3 separate regions of the Mus musculus genome follow, and regions 2 and 3 are each linked to region 1. Evidence: chromatin loops called from intact Hi-C (ENCODE). Cell type or tissue: heart. All regions are shown on one strand. Region 1 overlaps Gm39338 (a long non-coding RNA gene). Region 2 holds the start of Gm25562 (a small nucleolar RNA gene). Region 3 has its middle 120 kb from the start of Arhgap20.

What was found. Hi-C counts contacts between places; a loop is a spot of excess contacts. Peaks named below come from ENCODE experiments on the same cell type or tissue, not always from the same donor. Only the 100,000 strongest peaks of a DNase experiment are listed, where the experiment ranks them.
Region 2: it touches region 1 in a loop (4-fold over the local background); 2 of 42 quality-filtered maps call a loop at or near these places.
Region 3: a loop joins it to region 1, with 2.2 times the contacts of the local background. A loop is called at or near these places in 3 of 42 quality-filtered maps.

The regions. Positions count from the first base shown.
Region 1 is chr9:51,332,120-51,340,119 of GRCm38, forward strand. The region is part of intron 1 of Gm39338 (a long non-coding RNA gene); the gene reads left to right. Among named protein-coding and RNA genes, the nearest start is that of 1810046K07Rik, 7.2 kb to the left of the region's middle. In heart, a CTCF peak has its summit at 3,357; a DNase peak (open chromatin) is centred at 3,362; H3K4me3 peaks cover 213 bases.
Region 2 is chr9:52,284,430-52,292,429 of GRCm38, forward strand. It overlaps Gm25562 (a small nucleolar RNA gene), which reads left to right and starts at 6,770; the gene lies at 6,770-6,902. In heart, a CTCF peak has its summit at 3,133 (motif pointing left); no DNase peak of the experiment used is centred here; H3K4me3 peaks cover 486 bases; H3K27ac peaks cover 647 bases.
Region 3 is chr9:51,637,624-51,645,623 of GRCm38, forward strand. No RefSeq gene overlaps it. Among named protein-coding and RNA genes, the nearest start is that of Arhgap20, 120 kb to the right of the region's middle. In heart, no CTCF peak of the experiment used is centred here; DNase peaks (open chromatin) are centred at 88 and 4,248.

The DNA.
Region 1 (8,000 bases):
TAGTTAGAAAACCTCTATCTCGGGAATGTGGAGACATGAACTCGTGTAGCTTAGAGTTCATGAAATAAGAAAATCTTCGTAAGATTTATTAGCCCAAATGTTGATGTCTCCAACTCATTTCTCTAATAAGAAAAACAGAGTAATTTCTGTAGGTCACCCAGTGCTTGCCGGGCTTGCCTGTAAAATGGCTCTTAAGTGTGAAAGCTGGGGTGACATTGCTGGTCCTATTTTGGGAAGTTCTGAAAAGTTTGGGTCTTGCTAAAGGATATAAGTCACTGCAGGGTAGATCCATGGGGACATCTTGACCTTATTCCTTTCTGTCCCTCTTCGTCTTCTTCCTTACCACCATGATAGATGCCCTGATTTATCATCCCCACACCTCAGACCACGGACTGCAACAAACTCTTCCTCCCTTAAGTGTTTCAGTCAGATATTTGGTCATGGTGATGTAAAAGTTACTACACTGAGTGTGTGCAAGAAAACAGCAAGATCCACATCATTACGGGCTGACTGCTTAGTGGAGAGCAGAGTCCTGACTGAGGGACCAGAATGCAGTGTGGGCAGCGTCACTTGGAGGCTGCTCTTGTCTCTAGGTACTTAAACTTCATCGAAGTGCTTATTATTTAAAAATGTGTGGTTTTGATAAACATCATAATCTCTCCTCTCCTAAATGGTCAGTGTCCTGGTTTTGTTTTAGTTGACGTTCCATGTTACAGTCATCATTGTGGGGAAGTCAAGGCAGCGAGGACTTGAAGCAGTCAGTCATATCACATCCATAGTCGAGAACAGAGGGACGGATGTGTGCTCATTCTGTTCCCAGCTAGCTTTCTCTACTCATACGCATTTCAGGGCCCCAAATCAGGAAGGGTACTGCCTGCTTTTAGGCTGGGTCTTCTCACACCAGGGAAAGCATTCAAGGGAACTCTTCATAGATGACTGGCCAAGTTGACCTAGACAACCCTGCACTGAGACACTCTTTCTAGGTGATTGATTCTAGGTTATGCCAAGTTCACAACCAACCAAAATGTTCAGAAGCAATACCTTTCTTTCCCTCCTTTCTCCATTTCTTCTTCTCTCTTTCTTACTTCTCCTTTTAGACTGCCTTCCTTTTCTCTCCTCCGCCCTTCCTCTAGAACCTCTTCTTTCATTTTCTAATCACTGCCACGGCTGTCAACTTGACGACATCTGGAGTTAACTAAAGCCTAAGCGGCATCCCTCATCAAACTCCAGCTTTCTCTTTCCTGGCTTGTGAATTCCTTCATTTTCCACCATCAACATTTCTATTCAGTCCACCTTACTCATCCTACAATTCCTGATGTTAACTCCCCAAGTGACTCCTGAGGTCCCTAAATGAAGGCTAGGTATCAACCTTGAATCCAAGTCCCCCCCTGGTAGCACAGCGATGCCAGACTTTGCCTGGTGGCCTGTATTGTCCCTCCCATTTGCTCCCTACAACCACCTGCATCTCCAAGCTCCAGACTCAGCTCACAGCACTTCCCACTGCTGACAGCCTCATCTTGTCCCTCCCAAGAGTCTGTCCTTTCAATTAGGTCTCATATAGCAAGTGCCCTCTCTTGTCCTGGATCGAGACTGATCCCTCACATTTAATCTTTACAGATCTTTCTACTGTTCCTAATTTTCTTGGTGGAACTGTATCCATCTACTCCCTTGGACTTCTCACTAGATCTCCAGTTCTAAGGATGAGTGTACACGTTGCCTGTGGAATGCAGGAGGCATTCAAATGTTTAATGTGAGAAAATTTCTTTTAATGAAAATGAAGGAAAAAGTTCTCTAAAGGACTCTGCTCAGAAAAATAAAAACAGCTTACTACCCTTCTGAACAGCAATGAGAGAGAGAGAGAGAGAGGAAGAGAGAGAGAGAGACAGAGACAGAGACAGAGACAGAGACTGTTAACTGTGGCAGAGATCTGACCTATAACTAAGAGAGTCCTATCATGACTGACCAGTAAGACTATATGGCTCCTGGTGAAACTAGGCTTTCAGTTCAGCTTAGAAAAGTTGTTAAGCCAGGTAGTGGTGGTGTACGCCTTTAATCCCAGCACTTGGGAGGCAGAGGCAGGCGGATTTTTGAGTTCGAGGCCAGCCTGGTCTACAGAGTGAGTTCCAGGACAGCCAGGGCTACACAGAGAAACCCTGTCTCGAAAAACAAAACAAAACAAAAAAAAAAAAAAAAAAAACAAAAAAAAAAAAAAAGAAAGAAAGAAAGAAAAAGAAAAAAGAAAAGAAAACTTGTTAGGAGGCCTTGTTCTAGTCAAGGCAAGAGCGACCTTGAAAGATAAATGCAAAGGCGAGAAAAAGAAACAATGAAGAGGACCAGCGGGTCTGCAATCAGGATGGATATGAAGAGGAAGGAGAGAGAGAAAACTGTCACGTCTCCTCCCCAGATTGGACTGAAGGGGAAGAGTTAAGTGTGCCTTTCTCTGCCTTTGTCTGAAAGCTGGGCCCAGGGAAGGATGGAAACACCCGAAAGCTCATTCATGGAGATCTATGGAGCAACCCAATCAGCTGTTTGGTTTTCTGGGCTTGGAAACTAGTACAAATCTACGCTAAGCCACCCAAGACTGGCTTTGCCATTTAACCGCCTCATGTGCAGCTGACACGAAGGCAGGAACATTGCTTAGAGCTTTAGAAACTGTGTTGAGTACCTGTACTGAGTTCCCTCAGGCCATCTCTCCCAGCTGCTCTTTAATAAAGCTCACTATTCACAGGCCGGATCCAGATCACCATTCTGGAGAGGCCCTGATAATATCCATTGACCTGCTCTTCCAACCTTCCCAGAGAGGGTGCTTAGAGCTCCGGCCCCAGAGGTTGTTGTCTCAGTCCTGCTAGGCCAGGCCCCCTCAGGGTGTTCCTTAAATTGTGTCAAGGGGCAAGAGTTAATATTTGCCAGCACTTGAAGCCATAGGAAGAGGACCCTTCCCTAACATATTCTGAACAAGCCCCACAGAAATCTGTGCTCTGCCAAGAATGCATTTTTTTTTCTGGTTTGTCCCCTACCCACTGCGTTATCAGTCTCTGCATGGACTTACTTGCCTGTAGGTGCTAACTAGGGTCTACAGATATTCAGGATGATTCTAAGCTTGAAGAGGTATTTGGCAGAGCACCACGTCAAGAATAAGTTACTAAGGTGTGGGGTTTTGATCACGTACATTCTATCTATTCCTTGCTTTGGGACAGACACATTGGGCAAAATTACAGTCCTTGAACAGGTTGGCATTTAAAAAAATGCAGCATCTAATGATTTGTAGCTATTAGCTACAGGGAATGCAGAAAGCAAGCCATGAGCTTGGGGTAGGTCTGAGTTACTCCTGGATGTACTTCCAGCTTTAGCCACGAGGTGACGCCTCAACTCTATATGGAGCTCACTGGAGGACTTGTATGGCAGCTGGGCTAATCAGACCTTTCTGGTAACTACAGAGACACAGTCACGGAGGGTGTGGACTTTTTTCTTCCTTTAAATTCTGGACAAACCAACCTGAATGGTCCTTCGTGAGTGGCTGCGGGAAAGGAGGCCATTTCCCACCATTCACTGCAAAGTACCCCGCCCTCTTTCTCTCCTGTAGGAGGGAAGAAGGGAGAAGATTGGTGACCAGATGGGGCTGTTGAACTGCGAAAACATGGCTATCATTTATTAGCGTGCTCCAAGTTACAGACTAGATGGAACCAAGCAAACTCCAGCCCCCAAGAGGCTCTGGCTTATCATGGGGACACTCACAAGATAGTATCTAGCTTTTTCTCCAAGAAAGAGCTCTGATATGATGCACCTTGTGGTCAGGGACAGCCCTGCATTTGAGGGACAATCTAGTATGGGGATGGCAGCCTGTTCTTTGGGTTTGAAGGTCTAGCTGACCTTTGGGAGGCAGAAGCTCCTCAAGATAACACCTAAGGCTGGCTGCTCCAGGTTCCCCCCGACCCTTGCGCTTCTTTCTCTTGTAACCATTGCACATCTAACTGGCAGGTTTTTCCTTTTGCACACAAGCACACACGCACGAATCTTGCTTTGCTAGAAATACAACTCTTGAAATTACTTCGTTTGAAAATATTCGTGTCGTGTTTCCTCTGGCCAGGTGCTGCGCTTGTAGGTTTTGTACGGGGTGAGATACTGCTGAGAAATACATCTGCGTTGACAGCCATCTATAAGGAGGGCTGCTTTCTTCTGTATATGACAAATTCATCTGCTCCTGGAGTTAGTGTGGGGAGATATACAAGTGAGCAGAGAGGCAGAGTGCTGAATACAGGAGTCATCTATTCTGTATCCCATCCTAAATGGCATTCATATCACCCCAGGAAAACCTTGGGAACCACACTGGGGCTAACCTCTACTTTCCTTAGAACAACTCTCTTCCACTTACAGATTTGTACTTTAAGGACCGCAGGTTGTCCTTCATTTAGTGGCCTGCTGACTGATTGTTGGAGCAAAGTAGTGGCTGGAGAATGAAGGGGAACAGTGTCCTCCCTCTTGTCACAGGAATTCTGAATGCGCCCCTCCCCCATGGGTGAGAGGAGGGTTTCTTTGCTTTTGTTTTTTTTTGTTGTTGTTGTTGTTTGTTTTTTGTTTTTTGATTAGATATTTTCTTTATTTACATTTCAAATGTTTTCCCCTTTCCAGGTCTTCCCTTCAGAAACCCCCTCCCCCCTCCCTGGCCTCTATGAGGGTGCTCCTGCACCCACCCACTTCCATCCTACCACCTTGGCATTTGCCTACACTGGGACATCCAACACCCTCAGGCCCAAGGATCTCTCCTCCCACTATGTCCATCCTCTGCCACGTATATGGCCAGTGCCATAGTCTCTTCATGTGTATTCTTTGGTTGGTGGTTTAGTCCCTGGGAGCTCTGGGGGTCTGGCCTATTGACACTGTTGCTCCCTCCATGGGGCTGCAACCTGCCTTAGCTCCTTAGGTCCCTTCTCCAAGTCCTCCATCAGGGACCCCACCCTCAGTCCAGTGGTTGGATTGGAGCATCTGCCTCTGTATTTGTCAGGCTCTGGCAGAGCCTCTCAGGAGACAGCTGTATCAGGCTTCCATCAGCAAGAACTTCCCAGCATCCAATGTGGCCTTTCCTTCAGTCTATGCTCCACACTTTGTCTTCATATTTCCTCCTGTATTTTGTTCACCCTTCTAAAAAGTACTGAAGCATCCACATTTTGGTCCTCCTTCTTCTTAGGCTCCATATGGCCTGTGAATTGAATCTTGGGTATTCCAAACTTTTGGGCTAATATCCACTTCAGTGAGTACATACCATATGTGTTCTTTTTTTTTATTATTAGGTATTTTCCTCGTTTACATTTTCAATGCTATCCCAAAGGTCCCCCATACCCACCCCCCCACTCCCCTACCCACCCACTCCCCCTTTTTGGCCCTGGCGTTTCCCTGTACTGGGGCATATAAAGTTTGCAAGTCCAATGGGCCTCTCTTTGCAGTGATGGCCAACTAGGCCATCTTTTGATACATATGCAGCTAGAGACAAGAGCTCCGGGGTACTGGTTAGTTCATATTGTTGTTCCACCTATAGGGTTGCAGTTCCTATTAGCTCCTTGGGTAATTTCTCTAGCTCCTCCTTTGGGGGCCGTATGACCCATCCAATAGCTGACTGTGATCATCCACTTCTGTGTTTGCTAGGCCCCGGCATAGTCTCACAAGAGAGAGCTATATCTGGGTCCTTTCAGCAAAATCTTGCTAGTGTATGCAATGGTGTCAGCATTTGGAAGCTGATTATGGGATGGATCCCTGCATATGGCAATCACTAGATGGTCCATCCTTTCGTCACAGCTCCAAATTTTGTCTCTGTAACTCCTTCCATGGGTGTTTTGTTCCCATTTCTAAGAAAGGGTAAAGTGTCCACACTTTGGTCTTCGTTCTTCTTGAATTTCATGCGTTTGGCAAGTTGTATCTTATATCTTGGGTATCCTAAGTTTCTGGGCTAATATCCACTTATTAGTGAGTACATATTGTGTGAGTTCCTTTGTGATTGGGTTACCTCACTCAGGATGATACCCTCCAGGTCCATCCATTTGCCTAGGAATTTCATAAATTCATTTTTTTAATAGCTGAGTAGTACTCCATTGTGTAAATGTACCACATTTTCTGTATCCATTCCTCTGTTGAGGGGCATCTTTTCTGACTGAGTTACCTCACTCAGGATATTTTCAAGTTCCATCCAGTTGTCTGCGAAATGAAGTTGTTTTTCTTTTCTTTTTAAAAAATTACTTTATTTTTTACACTCCATATTCCATTCCCCCATCCACCCTTCCATTGCTCCACATCCCACACTTCCTCCTCACCCCTTGTCTCCATGTGGATACCCCCTAGCCCCCGCCCCTTCACCTGACCTCTAAACTCCCTGGGGTGGTGCATCATCTCTGAATGAACACAGACCCAGCAGTCCTCTACTTTATGTGTGTTGGGGGCCTCATATCAGCTGGTGTATACTGCCTGGTTGGTGGTCCAGTGTTTGAGAGATCTCAGGAGTCCAGATTAATTGAGACTGCTGAGTCACCTTCTCTCTCAGCTTCAATTCAACCACAGGGGTCAGCTGCTTCTGACCATTGGTTGGGTGCAAATATCTGTATCTGACTCTTTCAGCTGCTTGTTGGGTCTTTCAGAGGGCAGTCATAATAGGCCCCTTTTTGTGAGCGCTCTGTAGCCTCAGTAATAGTATCAGACCTTGGGACTGCCCCTTGAGCTGGATCCCACTTTGGGCCTGTCACTGGACCTTCTTTTCCTCAGGCTCCTCTCCATTTCCATCCCTGTAATTCTTTCAGACAGGAACAATTATGGGTCAGAGGTGTGACTATGGGATGGCAACCCCATCCCTCACTTGATGCCCTGTCTTCCTGCTGGAGGTGGGCTCTATAAGTTCCCTCTCCCTACTGTTGGGCATTTCATCTAAGTTCCCTCCCTGTGATTCCTGGTAGTCTCTTACCTCCCAGGTCTCTGGTGCATTCTGGAGGGTCCCCCCCTTCCCTGTAACCTCCTATTTCCTGAGGTTGCCTGTTTCCATTCTTTCTGCTGGCTCTCAGGGCTTCAGGCCTTTTCCTTCACCCAATACCAGATCAAGTTCCCCTCAAGGGAAAGTGGAAGTAGTTTTTAATAGCTGAGTAGTATTCCATTGCGTAAATATACCACATTTTCTGTATCCATCCCTCTGTTGAGGAACATCTAGGTTGTTTCCAGCTTCTGGCTATTATAAATAAGGCTGCTATGAGCACAGTGGAGCATGTGTCCTTGTTATATGTTGGAGCGTCTTCTGGGTATAGGGTGTCTGCTTCTTGCTGTTAAGTGGCTGTTAGCTTTCTTAGCTGAGGAATAGGATTCCTTTCTTCTTCATGACATACAAGGAGTGGAGCAACAGTGGAACACTGGGAGTGAGGAGATGAGCCCCGGCCGTGTGGAGGATTACAGGTGGAGGTGGAGGATGGTCTTTCACACCTAGCACTCCATCCATTGTCTATGCAAAGCCTGCTGTTCACAGTCCTGGGAAGTCTCTGGAATTTTGGAATGGTATTGGTGAGAAAGGAGTACCACAGGAACCCTGGCCAAGGTAGAACTGTTTAGAACTGCTCAAGATCATGATAATTCCCTCTGGGAAGCCATGGCAGGCTGTTCGCCATCACACACTCCGGTGATGTTATCCCATGGATCTGCAGGTTGGCCTCTGCTCTGGACCATTCTAGGGCTGCCACGCTAGCTTTGCTGGTGTCAGGGGAGGATTTAGCTGGAAGCTTGATGGTCCAAACTTTGTGATCTAACCTGAATTTGTGCTTGATTGCTTTCATAGAATTTGCTAGTTACAGTAAATATGGTGTATTTACAGATATATTCTCAAGTAGTCAAATCATTGGCATTTCTTGAATTAATTTTAAGGCAATACTTCTGCACTAATAGTGTACACTACAGAAACGTTGAAGATATGTGTCTCTCATTTGAGGTCTTTGTAAAGTAGCTGGAGAGTAATCTACAGAATTAGTAGGCTTGAACTT
Region 2 (8,000 bases), 950 kb after region 1:
CCTGCCTTGGAAAAACGGAAGAAAAAAAAATTAGAATCTCAACACAAGCCTCACAATCTAAGTCCCATCTAAGCAGCAAGGCCAACATTTAGAATTCGTATTCAGCCAGGAAAATAGCTAACCATGAGTAGAGATAAGAAAATGAACTGAATAGAAAAAAGTCCTCAACAGACACCAGGCCTAAGACTACAGATATGTTGGGGTTCCTATCTGGTCAGGATTTAAAAGCTTGTGAAAATCACAATGATTTATGAGTAGTTAGAAACACACTTGAGGGCTGGAGAGATGGCTCAGAGGTTAAGCACTGGCTGTTCTTCCAGAGGTCCTGAGTTCAATTGCCAGCAACCATGCGGTGACTCACAACCATCTGTAATGGGATCTGATGCCCTCTTTGGCATATGGGTGTACATACAGATAGAGCACTCCTAAACATAAAATAAATCTTAAACACACACACCCACACACCCACACCCACTCCCACACACTTGAAGCAAAGATACAACACTAGATATACCCAGGAAGTGTAAAATATAAAATAAAACAGAATAGATATTTTGGAGCTAAAACTAGAGTATCTGGCATAAATAAATCCATATGTAGTGGATACATACAGAGGAAGATGCAGAGAGCTACAAGATTGAAATTACCCATCCTAAGTAATAGAGCCAATACAGAATGAGAAAATACACAATGCATCAGGGGCCTGTGGGATATTTAAGTATTTAACTTTATATTGTTGAAATTATGGAGGAATAGAGACTAGGCATGAATGGAAAGTAACAGAAGTAACAGCTGGAGGCTTTATTTGGTTAAAAAGGTAAGCTGTACAGGTTCAAGGAGCTGGGAAGATCCTGAACAGGTAAATGCAAAGAAATCTCCAACAAGACACTTCACAGTCAACTGCTGAAAGAAAGCGAAAGGACACGTGACATCAGCGAAAGGTCGACTCCACCTCCCACTCACAAGGAAAAACTAATTCCAAGCTGACAACCCTTCCCGACACGATGCAGTCAGAGGTGGTACAATTTTCATGTCCTAGAAGGGAGAACTCTTAACCCAGAACTCTTTGTTCAGCAAAACTATGCTTTAGGAATGAGGTGTGTGTGTGTGTGTGTGTGTGTGTGTGTGTGTGTGTGTGTGTGTATGTTTGGGGGGTTGGGATTGTGACGTTTTCAAGAGAAAGATGGTAACAGAATCCGTCAACAGCAGCTCTTGGCACAGACACACCTGTACCGTTCCAATACCCTGGTTGCGCTGGCGTACCCTGGTTTTGCCGGGTACGAGTATTAGAGAATCCGGTAGGCAGAATACAAGGGACCCCAGCATCATTTCTTACAGCTGGATTTGAATCTACAATACACACAAATAAAAAGCTTAAGTAGAAAACGTTTTTAAAAGGCAGCAACAACCCCCCGTTTAGCACCTGAGATCATACCAATTTTTGGCGTAGAGAAGACGTTTAATTTCCTGAATGAATAAGAATTCTAAATGTTGGCCTTTCTGATCGGATGTGAGGGTGTCTTGGGACTCTGAAGCCCAGGAACCTTACAGCTCCGAGGTGGAACAGTGTCCCAGTGGAAAGGCATCCTGAGACATGGGAGCCCAGGAACCAGCCAGCTCTGGGAGGAAGCTGCCTCAGCAGAGACGGTGCAGGCTCCCAGGGGAGGGCATCCCTAACTGAGCTCAGGAGCTCAGGAGCCTCAGCCCTGCTCCTTCCCTTCTTCCTTTCATTGCTTCTTGGCTTCTTCTGATAAGATAGTCACACCAGGCAGCCAATCTCATAAAAAGAGATTGATTGGAGAGTTCAGGGAGAGGAGGGACAAATCCAGGAGTGGCTGGTTATGCTCCTGGGAGGGAACAGATAGCGCAGGGAATTAGACAAAGCACAGCCCTTATTTAGGGGTTCTGGTGGGGGTGGGATCTTTGTGACAGTTATTGACAGGGAGGTCTGGGGGAGGGGCTTGGCTGCTGGATTTCCTCAGCCTTCTCCCCCATTTCCTGCCTTGAAGCTTTACAAAGTTTGCAAAGTTTATAAAGTTTACAAAGGGAGTTCACAGCAGGGAAAGCCTTCCTTGCCTCTTAAGTGACCCGAATAACCAACACTGAACATGGAAATATTTATTTGATATTTATTAAGGATTTTTTTTTGCCGGGTACGAGTATTAGAGAATCCGGTAGGCAGAATACAAGGGACCTCAGCATCATTTCTTACAGCTGGATTTGAATCTACAATACACACAAATATATATATATATATTTTAAATAAATATATCTCTGTATATCCCTGGCTGTCCTGGAACTCACTTTGTAGACCAGGCTGACCTCGAACTCAGAAATCCACCTGCCTCTGCCTCCCAAGTGCTGGGCTTAAAGGCGTGCACCACCACTGCCCCGCAAGGATTTGTTACCTTAAAACTTGCAGCGGAGTGTAGTACTCCTCCTGTCCCTCCTGTCTCATGACCTGTAGATAGCTCGCTTTCTCCCCTTTCCTCTGATTTGGTTTTGTACTTTTATTTGTTCAGGGAGCTTTAGATAACTAAAGAAATCACGTTTTCTTGAAATACCTAAGTGCTCACAGAAACAGAAATTTTTCATTTTATTTTCCAAAAATTTTTCTTATTTTTTTCTTTTCTTTATTTATTGTGGGTGCCAATATGACACGTTTTGTCCAGCTTGACACATTATTGAGATACAAATCTTAGCCAGTACAAAATTTAAGGTACTGGGCTTCCGTGTTTCTGTAAACTAACATCCAATGAATATTTTGGAAATGCATCCCCTCACCCCTTCCCCTTGGAGGAAAGAAGAGGGCCGTACTTCTGACCTGTTTGCAGGAACTACGAGGGAGGATTCAGGTCCCCACTGCTAGAGGTAATCTCTGCAGCCTGGTAGGCGCGACTGTTGTAAATGTATCTCGGAGAGACACATTTCCGCGCACAGAACTCTTTCCAACTTCACAGCTTCAAAGCCAGTAGAGTACACAAAGCAGGCTACGAAGGCAAGATTATTGGGCTGACGATCGATCAATGCTTCTAAGAGAAAAGGTGCAAAACCACACTTTTGTAGTCATAAATACAAGTGTGGGAGCCTGAAGCCATTTCATTACAAATCTGTGGAGCAGTGCCATCTAGTGGTCAGAGTTTGCCTTGCCGAATGAAGAAAAGTTAGAATGAAGAAAGTTAGAAAGAAACAGGGTTTCAGTAAAGTTTTCAGGTAAACTTGGTAACAACATTCATAAGTGTTCATAAGGTGTCTTCAGAACCGAAGGAACAGGTCCACTTCCACGGCTCTTCGAAGGGACCTGGGTAAAGAGCCATTCAGATACCTTGTGGTGGAACGTCTGTTTCTTTACTTTGGCTGTCCCCATCTCCTTTTCCATTCTCTTGATCTTCTGTACTGTAAAGCTCCCTGGTTCTTCTGAGCTCAATGCATCATAGACTCATTAAGAACAGTCTCGAGCTGAGCTTCCATCAAGATGTGCCATCTCCTAGCAACCTGCGTCTTTTCTGCGGGATGAGATATTTCCCACTAGAACTGCATCAGACTCTCTGGATCTCCTAATGTGGAGTTGAAGCCGTTACATTTCCAGCTCTGAGGAGAAGTGAAAGTTGTTTAGGGAAGTTTGCTCAACAGAGTCAGGCTACTCATTTCTGGATTGTTCTGGGTCAGGAAGAGCCAGTAACATTCTGTCCACCAGCCCTCAGCGTCCCATTTCACAACGGCTCCCTCACACCAAACATTTGTCCTTATCTTTAGGTTGTTCTTTTGCTATTTCTCCTTTGCTGGAAAAGTTATGCAGATTACCATCTCTTCAGGGAACTACAGCTCTGACTTTCTGCAATTCTCTCTGTCAGGTAAAGATGTTCCTTAGAGACTGTGGAGCAGTGTGTGGAGAAGGTGAGATAAAAAGGAGTTTCCCTAGCCTGTAGGTAGGGGCGGAGGTAAACCGCAGTTTACAATTCAAATTGCTTTAAGGTGACTTAAAAACAGTCTTTTCCAAAAATATTTTTAGAATTCTATACTATAAAGAATGCATGAAACACCTATGGTTTTGAAAAGAAACGGTATGAAAAGAAAAGAGAAGGAACCACTGTAACAAACCAAGTCTAACCAAAACAACAACAACAACAACAACAACAACAACAACAAAACAAAAACCAAAAAACAAACAAGCCCAGATTGTGGGATGACCTTAGCTGATGTGCTGAGTTCAGTAGAGTTGCCCAGGGGTTACCTGCACAGTGAAGCTTGATTTGAGACACTAAACTTAGAGAAGCTGATTTGGGCCCCTAGTCTTGGAGTTAGTCTCTGAAGAGATGAACCTCAGCTGTGCTGTGTGGATGAGGCGCTGCACATGGTAGCAGCTCTGTGGTGATCTCTAACTACATTACAACTGAGCGACAGAGAGACAAGCATGCCGTAGTCCCCTTGAGAACACACCCTCAATTACCTAAAGCCTCCAGCCAGACCTCTCTTAAAACGTCTACTATTTCCCCATAGTTCCACTCTGAGGATCGAACCTTTAAGACATACGTGTTTGGGGGGGGGGGCATCTAATGTTCACTCTAAAGCAAGACCTGTGCTAAGCCCTTTTACATCGTAACACATCCGATCCTCTTAGCAATCTTGATATCTTCTCCTCTTTCCTACCCTCACTTTACAGATGAAGACGTAGAGGCACAGGGATTATCCAGAGTGTTAATGTTGCCTAACTGGAAGGCAGTCCCACTCAAATCTCAGATTGAAATGAAAGGACTGAAGTTGCGCTCTGGCTGTGTGCTTACGACAAGTCACCCCTGTCATTGCCTAACCCAAGAAATGGGGTGACTACTCTGTGTCCTGTGCTGGGCTATTCATTTACATATGTGCTGAGTGTTAACCACGTGACAGATAGAGACACAACTGTGAGGGTGGATATCTTCTTTCCTTCATAGATCTTGTGTCATACTGAGAAAGGAAGAAAAGATAATGCAAAGAACCCTTAAACACATAGGTGTGTGTGTGTGTGTGTGTGGGCAAGTCATGACAGATTTCCCAGTGAAGGCAGCAATGCAGGGGCTGAGTCAGGGCAGTAAGGCTAAGGACAAGAAGGGCACACAGCGGTGTGACTGCTCTCACTCTTCATGAGGCGTGGGCTGGTCAGGCAAAGCTGAGGAGGCAACATGTTGACTGGGACCCGGAGAAACACTGGAGACTATGGGGGATAAGACAGTCTCACCCAGGATGACACATGCGAAAGCCATGTGGTCCAGAGTAAAGGAGCTATGCTGAGAGTAGACTGGCATGGGCTCATTAGCCAAATTACTGATTTGAACCTATTCTTTTGTGTTTTTTCTTTTTTGTGTTCTGGTGTGTGTGTGTGTGTGTGTGTGTGTGTGTGTGTGTGTATGTGTGTGTTTTGTGTCCTGTTTAATCAAAATTTTGCAGTTCTTTTTTTCTTCAGACACTAGGCTATGGGCAAAGAAGGTTGAATGACATTTTTCTTTAACATTAGCTCTCTATTTATTTCTTATGTTTATCTTTCTCATTTACCCAAGCAATACATAACTATTGTGAAAAACAGGTAAGTGAAATAAAAATTATTAAATGCCAAAAAGCCCCCTGTGCAGAAGTAAACATTATCATCATGTTAATGTATACAAACTTGCTCCCCTGTAGTCTTTCTTCCCTCATAACTTATGTAATTTACCACCAGGCAGGGGGAGAAAGCCCTAGCAGGAGGTGGACTGGCTAAGGAAGTCGTTTGTGCTTCCTCATATTCATAGTTTGCAAAATTTACTAAAAGATTTTGGCTTTAACATTACCAACACAGATTCACTTTTAAAGAATTATATGTCGAGAAGAAAAGAATTGTATGCCTTAGAAAATATATAGTCTGTGATACATATATTATGTGTATATCTCTGCGATATATAAAAGTCTATATATTTTCTCTAAATATATATTTTAGAAACAGGGTTTCTCTACATAGTTCTGGCTGTTCTGGAACTCACGATGTAGAACAGGCCAGTCTTGAACTCACTGAGATCCACCTACTTCTGCCTCTCAAGTGCTGGGATTAAACATACATGCCACCATGTTCTTAATGTTTCAAAAGGACATTATATAATTGCCTGATTAAATAATTTCTACAAACTTTATGTGTACAAGTGTTTGCCTACACATACGAATGTGCACCACATATGTGCCTGGTGCCATCAGGGACCAGAAGAGAGACTCAGATCCCATGGAAATGAAGCTCTGGATAGTTCTGAGCCACCATGTGGGTGCTTTGAGTCAAACCCTGGTCCTCTGAAAGACCAGGGAATGCTGCTGAGCTATCCCTCTAGCTTCCTAATTAAACAATTGTTGGCTCTTGTTTAAAGTGAACATTGGTGCCAGGCTCTTTAGAAAAAATTGAAAGCTGTAAGGACTGTGGTGGCTTAGTTGATAGCAAGACTTCTGCCCATGCTGGGGTTGGAGAGCCATTTTCCTCTTGTTTTCTCTCTTGCCCATCTTTCTAAGGCAATCCTTCACCAGGTAGAGGTTAAGAATAGCTCTACGTCACTTAAAAACATTGAATAACTTAACAAGTGCATGGAACATGGTAGACACTCAGTGCGTGCCATTTCCTCTTCTCTCTGTTCTCTCTTCTGAACCCAGGAACACAAACGCTACCTTGTTTGTTTTCTCAAAGTTGATGAAGAACTTCTGCACCCTTCCTCTCCCCTTCCCACCTCCTCTACAGCATTACCAGGCTACCAGCTTTATTAATTAAAAACTATTATTTCCTGCTCCCAGGGTCGTTGCAGGTAATGGCTTCTGGGTCACGTGTGGGTCAGTAGGTGGCAGAGAGGAGAAAGGCTACATCTATGCTATGTGCTCTGACCTGTGAACATCTGAACAATTAGGAGCCTAACATTCCCTGAAAGAATTGAGCTTGAGGCAAACACCAGTCCTCCACCAGGTGACTAGGACACGGAACTGTCCTCTGAGACCATGGTGGGATCCTGGCTTGTGTTGCCATGGGAGTTGGGGAGGGAAGTGGGGAGGGGTAGGGGAGGGAAGTGGGGAGGGGTAGGGGAGGGAAGTGGGGAGGGGTAGGGGAGGGCACAATCTGGATCTGGAAGCAGCAGGGTTCTTTTTTTTTTAGTTAATTTTTTTAAATTGGGTATTTATTTTATTTCCATTTCCATTTCCAATGCTATCCCAAAAGTCCCCCCCCCCCCCGCACGCTCCCCCCCCCACTCCCACTTCTTGGCCCTGTCGTTCCCCTGTACTGAGGCATATAAAGTTTGCACGACTAATGGGCCTCTCTTTCCACTGATGGCCGACTAGGCCATTTTCTGATTCATATGCAGCTAGAGACACGATCTTCAGGGGGTACTGGTTAGTTCATAATGTTGTTCCACCTATAGGATTGCAGATCCCTTTAGCTCCTTGGGTTCTTTCTCTAACTCCTCCATTGGGGGCCCTGTGGTCCATCCAATAGCTGACTGTGAGCATCCACTTCTGTGTTTGCTAGGCCTGGGCATAGTCTCACAAGAGACAGCTATATCAGGGTCCTTTCAGCAAAATCTTGCTAGTGTATGCAATGGTGTCAGCGTTTGGAAGCTGATTATGGGATGGATCCCGGGTATGGCAGTCTCTAGATGGTCCATCCTTTTGTCTCAGCTCCAAACTTTGTCTCTGTAACTCCTTCCATGGGTGCTTTGTTCCCAATTCTAAGAAGGGGCAAAGTGTCCATGTTTTGGTCTTCATTCTTCTTGAGTTTCATGTGTTTTGCAAATTATATCCTATATCTTGGGTATTCTAAGTTTCTGGGCTAATATCCACTTATCAATGAGTACATATCATGTGAGTTCTTTTGTGATTGGGTTACCTCACTCAGGATGATGCCCTCCAGGTCCATCCATTTGCCTAGGAATTTCATAAATTCATTCTTTTTAATAGCTGAGTAGTACTCCATTGTGTAAATGTACCACATTTTCTGTATCCATTCCTCTGTTGAGGGGTATCTG
Region 3 (8,000 bases), 310 kb after region 1:
ACCGGCCAAATTGAGCTTGCTTTCTATTTTAAACCATTTGCCCCTCTTACTTCTGTTGGTACCAAGTATCTGCCGTTGCCTTGGAGAATAAGTGCATTGCTTTTTGGATATCTGACCTTGCAGAGGGGATACCAGGCCAAGAAGCTGATTTTTCCTGGCTAGGTTTAATCCAGAGGAAACCTGTTAGGTTGCTGAGATGGTTGGCCTCTGACATTTCTGCTTTGACTGACAATCACAACATATCCAGAAGCTTCCAAATCTTCCTATAGACTCTAAATAGTCGAGAGATGTTGAAGGAAAAGAGAATGGCTCTTTTAAAATTAGGCCACCCAGTTATTTCAACAGAAATGGGAGTAGGTGATGTCTCCATTGTACAAATAGGAAGCCAGTGGTTTACAGAAGCTAAGTGGTTTGGACAAGGTCAAATGGCTAAACACAAGACAGAACCAGGCTTAAGTTCCAGGGCCACTAGATAATATCCTTACTTACTTTATGAAAGTGTCATGACTTGTCCATTGCAGGATGGAACTAAATCAGCTCAAGGGGAGAACATTTCATCCCAGAGCTTAATCTGCAACATCACATAAAAAATAACTAGGAAAAAGGAGAAAAGACCCTACACTTAAATAGGAAAGTCTCTTAAAAGCCATACTTCAAATTTCTCCTATGAAGTAGTCACACAACTTACTCAGGATCACACAGTGAGCTAAAGGCAGGTCTGGAAGAAGACCGGGGAATCTTGGCTCCTGTGTGTTATCAGTTCACTGACATTAGTGGGAAGGCACAGCAGTGGAGCATGAAATATTTTGTTTCTGAATTTAAAAGAGAGGGTAAGTTCCAGAAACTGTGGCTCAATATTGAATACCAATTTCTTTTTAATTCTAGAATAAAATTTAAAATACATGGCTTACAAGCCTCTGCAAAAAGAACTGTTTCAGGTGTTCAGCATCAATTATCATGGGTGAACTCCACAAAGCTGGTCTTTTTGATTACTGAAAAATATGCCATACATTATATAAAGAATTTTAATTAAAAACTAATCAGTTATAAAAGGAAAATACTCCAGTAACTTGGAGATGACATAAAGGCAGTGTTTCTTGATTTCACTAAAGCATTTGTAAAAGTATTACATACCAACTGTAAACAAGGTGGAAAGGTGGAGGGGTGTGACTTGGAAATTATAATATACATTGTTAAACAACTATATCTATACAGAATGTCACTACAAGAAGGTAGCCCATGTGTTAGTGTTGAGAGTGGCTCTGAAAAACATGTCACAGTTAATATTAAGAAGAGTTGCAAAGGTCATTTACCCAGGAGAACACATAAGATTATAGCAGTTGTCTTTGAATAAATATGTAATGGAGCCTTTGTAAAGATGGGTTATACTTAGTCGATGGGCTGATGAGATAAAGAGTTGTACAGTTATAAAGGAAGACTTGGGTGCTAGGGCGACAGCTCAGCCAGTAAAGTGCTTGCCAAACAAGCATAGGAATCTGAGTTTGGATCCCCAGAACTCACATAATTAACTGGGTGTGGCTCCTGCCTGTAATCTCAGTACTGGCTAAGGAGATCCTTGGGGCTTGCTGGTGGGACCATCTAGCCAAGTCAATGAGTTTTAGTAGAAGACTGTGTGTCAAATTAAAGTGGAGATCGTCTGAATTGATGAAGACATCTGATATCAACCTTGAGCACACACACACACACACACACACACACACACACAAAATACTAATAGAAATAAAAGAAAGCCAAAGAAATATTAATCCTGGCCTGATCCAAGTACTCAAATTTTTCTCTATCTAGAGGCAGAGATGCCTGCTTCTGCTGGCTCCTTTTCCTTAGGTTTTGTTGGTTTGTTATTGTTGCCATTTCCAGTCTGGGAACTCAGCCCATAGGATGATACTACCCACATAAGAGTAGGTCTTCCTTGGCTGGAGGGATGGCTTAGTGGTTAAGAGCACTGACTGCTCTTTCAGAGATCCTGAGTTCAATTTTCAGCAACCACATGGTGGCTCACAACCATCTGCAGTGGGATCTGATGCCCTCTTCGGGTGTGTCTGAAGACATCGACAGTGTACTCACATATATAAAAATAAATAAATACACCTTTAAAAAAAAGAGTAGGTTTTCCTACCCAAGTTACTTTAATCTAGAGTTTTCACAGATGAGCCCAGAAGTTTGTGTCCATGGCCAAGATTAACCATCACACTGTAAGAATGGAAGCCGGAAGTTTGCTTAGCATATTTCAAATTATTTTATCTGAAATATGTCTCTATCAGGTTTGTTTGCATATGTTGGACCCCTCTGGATATGATTCACAAAGTCCTAAGGACAGTAAAAAATGGGTGCTTTACAGATTATTTTAATAAATATTCCAAATCATATTTAACTAGTCTAGGCAAGAAAAGTCATGATGCCTAAAGTGCCTGGGCTAACATGAGAAGAGAGGTAGCTATTGGGGGCGGGGTAACTGCTGGGGAATGGATAACTGTTGGGGGAGGTCTGCACGCCAGTGTGTGATTGGTTAGTGAGAGTCCAATCCAAATTAATAGCAGCTTCAGCTTGTGAAAGGGAAAGCCTTTAGCTCCTAATTTCCAATGAACTAAAAACAGAAGCAGAGATTCACCTAGTGGAAATGCTCTTGTCTGCTTCTCAAAGTTCCTACTGCACATCAAATCCATGGTTTCATTCAGGAGGTGATGTTGTCTCTGTATGTCTTAGAGACAGGACACACCCACAGCAGTCACTCCTGGGATGTTTACGATGTGTTTATCCACTCCAAATGTTCTATGAAACTTTGACTACGTTGGGATTTATGTTGATTCATCAAGGTATTCGCTTGCCATCCTGAACATGAGGTATAGCTGTACCTCTATGGCCAATGCATCTTTCATGGCTGTGCCCCAAGGCTGAGGACCATCCAACGGAGCCTTATTGACAGTTCTGTGAGCTTGGGACACTGTCTTTCCCTTCAAGTTCACTGTATGTGAACTATAACAGGTGCACAAAAAGATATCTAAGTCACAATACCATTTGTTCTCCCATTGTTCTTCTATGTGGTTCTTGTAGTACCTTCCTTATTCTTTAGAAATCACACTTAATGAACTGTCCACATTTATAATTGGACACTCCTTCCCCTTTCTTCAGTGACCTGATACAACTCTAATACACCCTCTGCTTCCCCGGTCCTTTGCTCCTCCATGGCAGTCCTGCTGCCAGGCTTCTCTGGACTCCATCTGCAGTCTCCATCCCCTCTCAGACTCAGCATGGATCCATAACATCAACCTCAAGTCTGCATTTCTCTTCCTTTTCTGAATCTTAGAAATACCATTCTACCACCTCATTTTGGCAACAGTCCCAACTGAATGCATTGTAGGTCTCCATTTCATTGAATAATTCTTTTTTTCTGTCATATCTGTCATTAGCTTTATTAATAGGAATATTATTCCCCAGGCCACATGGCTCTAAGTTCTGTTTTCATCCCTCAATCCCTGAAGTTCCCAGAGTCACTCACCACGTCAGGTCCAGCCCTAGGCTGTGACATGCTTTACAGCTTTCCCTGGAGCTGTAGACTGGGTTCTGCACAGCAGCAATCAGATGAGGGAGGTAACAGTCTGGCTGGCAGAGCTTTGACTATAGTGGTAACTGAGAAAGATGAGATGATGTTTGGAAATACAAACAGTAGTAGAGGCATCAGTAGCCCACTGGGAAAATGCACCCAGCTGGATTTAAGAGAGACAACATAAATTCTTTGCTATACTTAGATCCTAAGGCTCTAAACCAGGGAAAATATTTGTAGCTGTAAAATGCAGTTCATTTTGCAAATTCCCAGCCTATGGCTGATTTGTACCTGGTTTGTAGGATTTTCAAGACAATAATGACAACTGGCCAAAACTGACAGACAGGCAGGCAGACACCGTGAGTGGTTGTTAGGATTTCAGAGAATGAGGAACTACAACAATAAAGACCCTCAAAAGCCATACTTTCAGGTCAGATTAAAGAGCAGAAATATTTTCCATCTCTGTACTGTCCTAAGCAAGGCAGTAAACCCTTCCAGGATTGGAAGTACTGTGTAACCACTGTTGAGTGGAAGGTATGTCATGTTTATTACACTTGTCAGACAAGTCTGTGGTGAGGCTCCCTCTGCTCTTCCATATCTTCCCTAAAGTGCTAGAGGAATGAGTGGAAGGAGTGCCCGCACAAACCTCCTGGTGTTCTCCCACGGTATTCTGAGTCCAGGACTTGTGTCCTCCACAGGAGTGCCAATCCACTACAGAGCTATTTCCTTATATAGGAAGAAGGCCTTGGCACGGCTTGCCTCACTCCATAAATGTAGGCTGACAGAGTAGGTACAGTCTGTCTTCATCTCACATGTTAATTTTCCAGTTCATCTGGCATGCTAGTTGACTCTTTTAAGTTATTAGTGTGCTTCGGTGAGGGCTATAGAAAGAAACTTAGACCCATGCTTCAAACTGGAAACTTTGCTACTCCATGCTTCTCAGTAAAAGGAACAGGTTAAGAAACATGCTCAGACAGATATTCCAGTGGGAATATTATGGGTAATGTGTGATCCCACCTTACCCCTAGGAGAAAACCCCTGTGAGAATAAAAAGAAAATTAACTTCATTTTTGCTGACTTAGCATGCCTTCTAAAGTATCCAAGGGATAGAAGGCAGGAAGAGATGCACTTGCCAATTTAAATCTGACTGTTGCTGGGGAAAACAGAATCATGTTTTCTGAATGTCCTAAAAACTGTTACAAATCTCATAAGTACTGAACAAATCCCTGGCCAGTCAGAATATTTTTTATCTTCTGCTTCCCCAACCCTTGATAACACAGAAAAAAATCTAAAAAAGCTTTTAATGTGCTTTATGAGTGAAGAGGCTATCATTGTCTTTGATAACTATAAGGCAGTGGGAACGTTTTATGGGGGTGGAGAGGAGAGAAGGAAGAGAGAAAGCTAGGGAGGGAGGGTGAGGATAAATTATTACGATAGTCAGGTTCAAGGCAACATACCACAGAACCATCGTTCTTGAGTGGTGTGTTGTTCTTGTCAACATTGGAAACAGTGTCTATTGATGTAGGTATGAACTAAATCCAACACAATTTTATTTAACCCCAAAGATTCAATGTTTCTACACAGAAACCAGGTGAGGCTGGGCCCACATCTCACTTCAGGAAGTCATTGATGATGTTTCCTTCAATCTCTTGCTATACAAGAAGGAAAGCATGAGGTCATGATCATGAGTCCTAGTGTTGAAACCCACCAATTCAACTGTTTACTGCTAGTTTTGTGGCCTGAACAGGTGAATCCTCTTATCCCTTCCTTGTCTCAGTGGATGACTAGTAAGCGCTGGTACTAGTCTTTATAAGCTTGTATAGTAAGTGAAAGGAATAACGTAGAACATTGTTATTCATTGAACATTAACATTTTGTGTTTATACTCTGGCCCAGGTGGGAAAACAGGTAGGATTTTTAGTTTTCATTGACTAAAGTGATTATCCTTCCTTGTACCACTGACTACAGCATACCTCTGCTGTGTGTTCTTCATCACTGTCTTGATGTTGAGGGAAACAGAAGACAAAAGATCCTGACAATTTCACCAAGCCATCAACCATGTGTGCTTTTAGGAAGGTTTTTCAGGTTGCTGCTCCATCAGACACCTAAGCACAGTGTGAGGACTTCTTGGCTGTGTGGAGATCATAAACAATATCACATTCTCTTCCGTGGAGTCATGGAAGAAAGCAAACAAGAACACTCAGAACCAACCAAACTCCCTCTCCAAAGATTACAGAGATGCAAACACATCAAGGAAAACTCCCCCATTCCGGATTCTTAAATGAAATAATCTATATTAAAAGAACATTAGAATGCAAAGTCCTAGAATTGGAAGACACTTAATAATAAAAGAGTCAAGTGTGTGTTCACTGTTGGGGTAAGGTCAGGATGACTTTGAACTAGGGACTCAAGAGGGCCCAAATCCTGCTCTTGGCCACTCATTTCCTCAGAGACTCCTACAGGATATAGTCTCAACTCCAGCAGCCTCAAACAGAGCCAGTGCATGTCAGTATGAGGATCTGGCTTGTAGAAGTAAAATGTAGAGAGGATCAAGCAAAGCCCAAAGGTAAAAAGGTGATCCACCTCAAAGCTCTCTCCACTTAGCAATAGAGAGGGAAAGAAAAGGGTTCCGTTGTCTCCAGTCTTGAGACTCGCAACCCTTGAGTTGCAGATGCAATTCATTTGAAGTTCTGTTCCTTATCTTTAGTGATAGAGCAGAATAAGATACTCTGGCAAAACCATAAAGAACGCTAGTGAAAGTGTCCACATTCAGAGAATTTCCTAAGTCCACCAGCACTCACTAAGGTAAAGGACAAAGGGTTGAGAGTCAGAGAGAACTGGGGCCCAGCCTTGCTTCCTCTGGTCCCTAATTGCATGTCCTAATAAAACTGCCTTAACTTCTCTAAGCCAAGAGTTTCTCATCTAAAAATAAACCATTCTCTCTACAGAGGGCTGTTATGAAAATTAAAAAAAAAAATGTAACCCTGCTGAAGCCCTGAGCAGAGAGCCTGGCACACCATTGAGTGTTAAATTAGTGGTAGGTGTTCTTATCATTACAAAATCCAGGAGTCACCTCTACAGTGTCCCTAACAAGTTATTAGCTCATTTCTCTCTGGTTATCTCTGGGGACAATGGGTTCAATGTGTCAAAAGAAAACTTATTATATTAGTGGATAGCTGCTAGAAAATTATGTTTTGTATTGGACATGGACACTTTTAATTCCTACTTCTTCCCCTGGAGCAAGATAAAATAAGCATGCTCTGTCTTCTATATGATGGCGCTTTATGGCCTGACAGTGGTTAGTAAGTTCCCCTGAGTCCTATCTTAGCCAGAATCAACATCCCTACTGTTCCTAGCCATTATTTCTGGGATCATTTCTGAGCGCTTCACCACCAAGATTGCTTCCCTTCATCCCTAAGGGATCACGTAAAAATCACTGAATGTAGGCTGTCATTGCCTTGTCATATAAAGGTGACTCTCTCAGACAATTCACAATGGATATCTCTACACAGCACTGAGTAGTCAGGAAAGAAGTCACGCTCTTCAGGATAACATGATTTATTAATAAAAGTTATCTGACCTTGCTAATTTATCTCTCTAATAAATGTCCACTTAGTACTTATATGATATCTGGCCCTAATTCAGAACTGGACTACAGTCTAGTGATCTCTCTTTCCAGAGGACATGTCATAGCTCCTGGCTCACAAGAATGTGAGTGCTGCTAAGGACAAAAACGAATGTAAGCTGGGAACTGGGTTCTACTCTACTCATTTGGTATTCTCCAATATTCTTAAAATCACACACGCACATGCACGTGAGCACACACACAAACACACACGCACGCACATTAGATAGATAGATAGATAGATAGATAGATAGATAGATAGATAGATAATAGATGATAGAGAGAAGGGGAGGGAGGTAGGGAGATCTACTGTTATGAATCATAATGTACATATCTGATATGCAAGTTATCTGATATGTGACCCCCTGTGAAAGGTTGTTCAACCTCAAAGGGGTCATGACCCACAGGTTGAGAACCACTGCACTATCTCCCATCTCCCTGTACCCTATGAAACTATTTATTTGTCTCTCAGATCTCAGCACATGGGCAACCTCCTCTAATTGCTGTTTACATTGTATGACCTGATTTAAAATGTTCATTCTAGCATCTCTTTACTCTTAAAAAATTACTATAATTATTTTTCATTTCCCCCATTTTGCTTGTATATGAGATATCTCTGTAGTCTCATGGGTTTGAACACTTGGTCCTTAGTGGATAATTCTTCTTTGGAAGGTTATGGAACCTTTAGGTTGTGGGGCCTTTATGAAACAATTGTAGGTGGATCCTGAGGCCTTCGTGTGGATTTACTTCCTGTCTGCTGTCTCTTTCTTGACTGCAGACACCAAACATGCAGGGTGACCAGCTGCTTCATGTC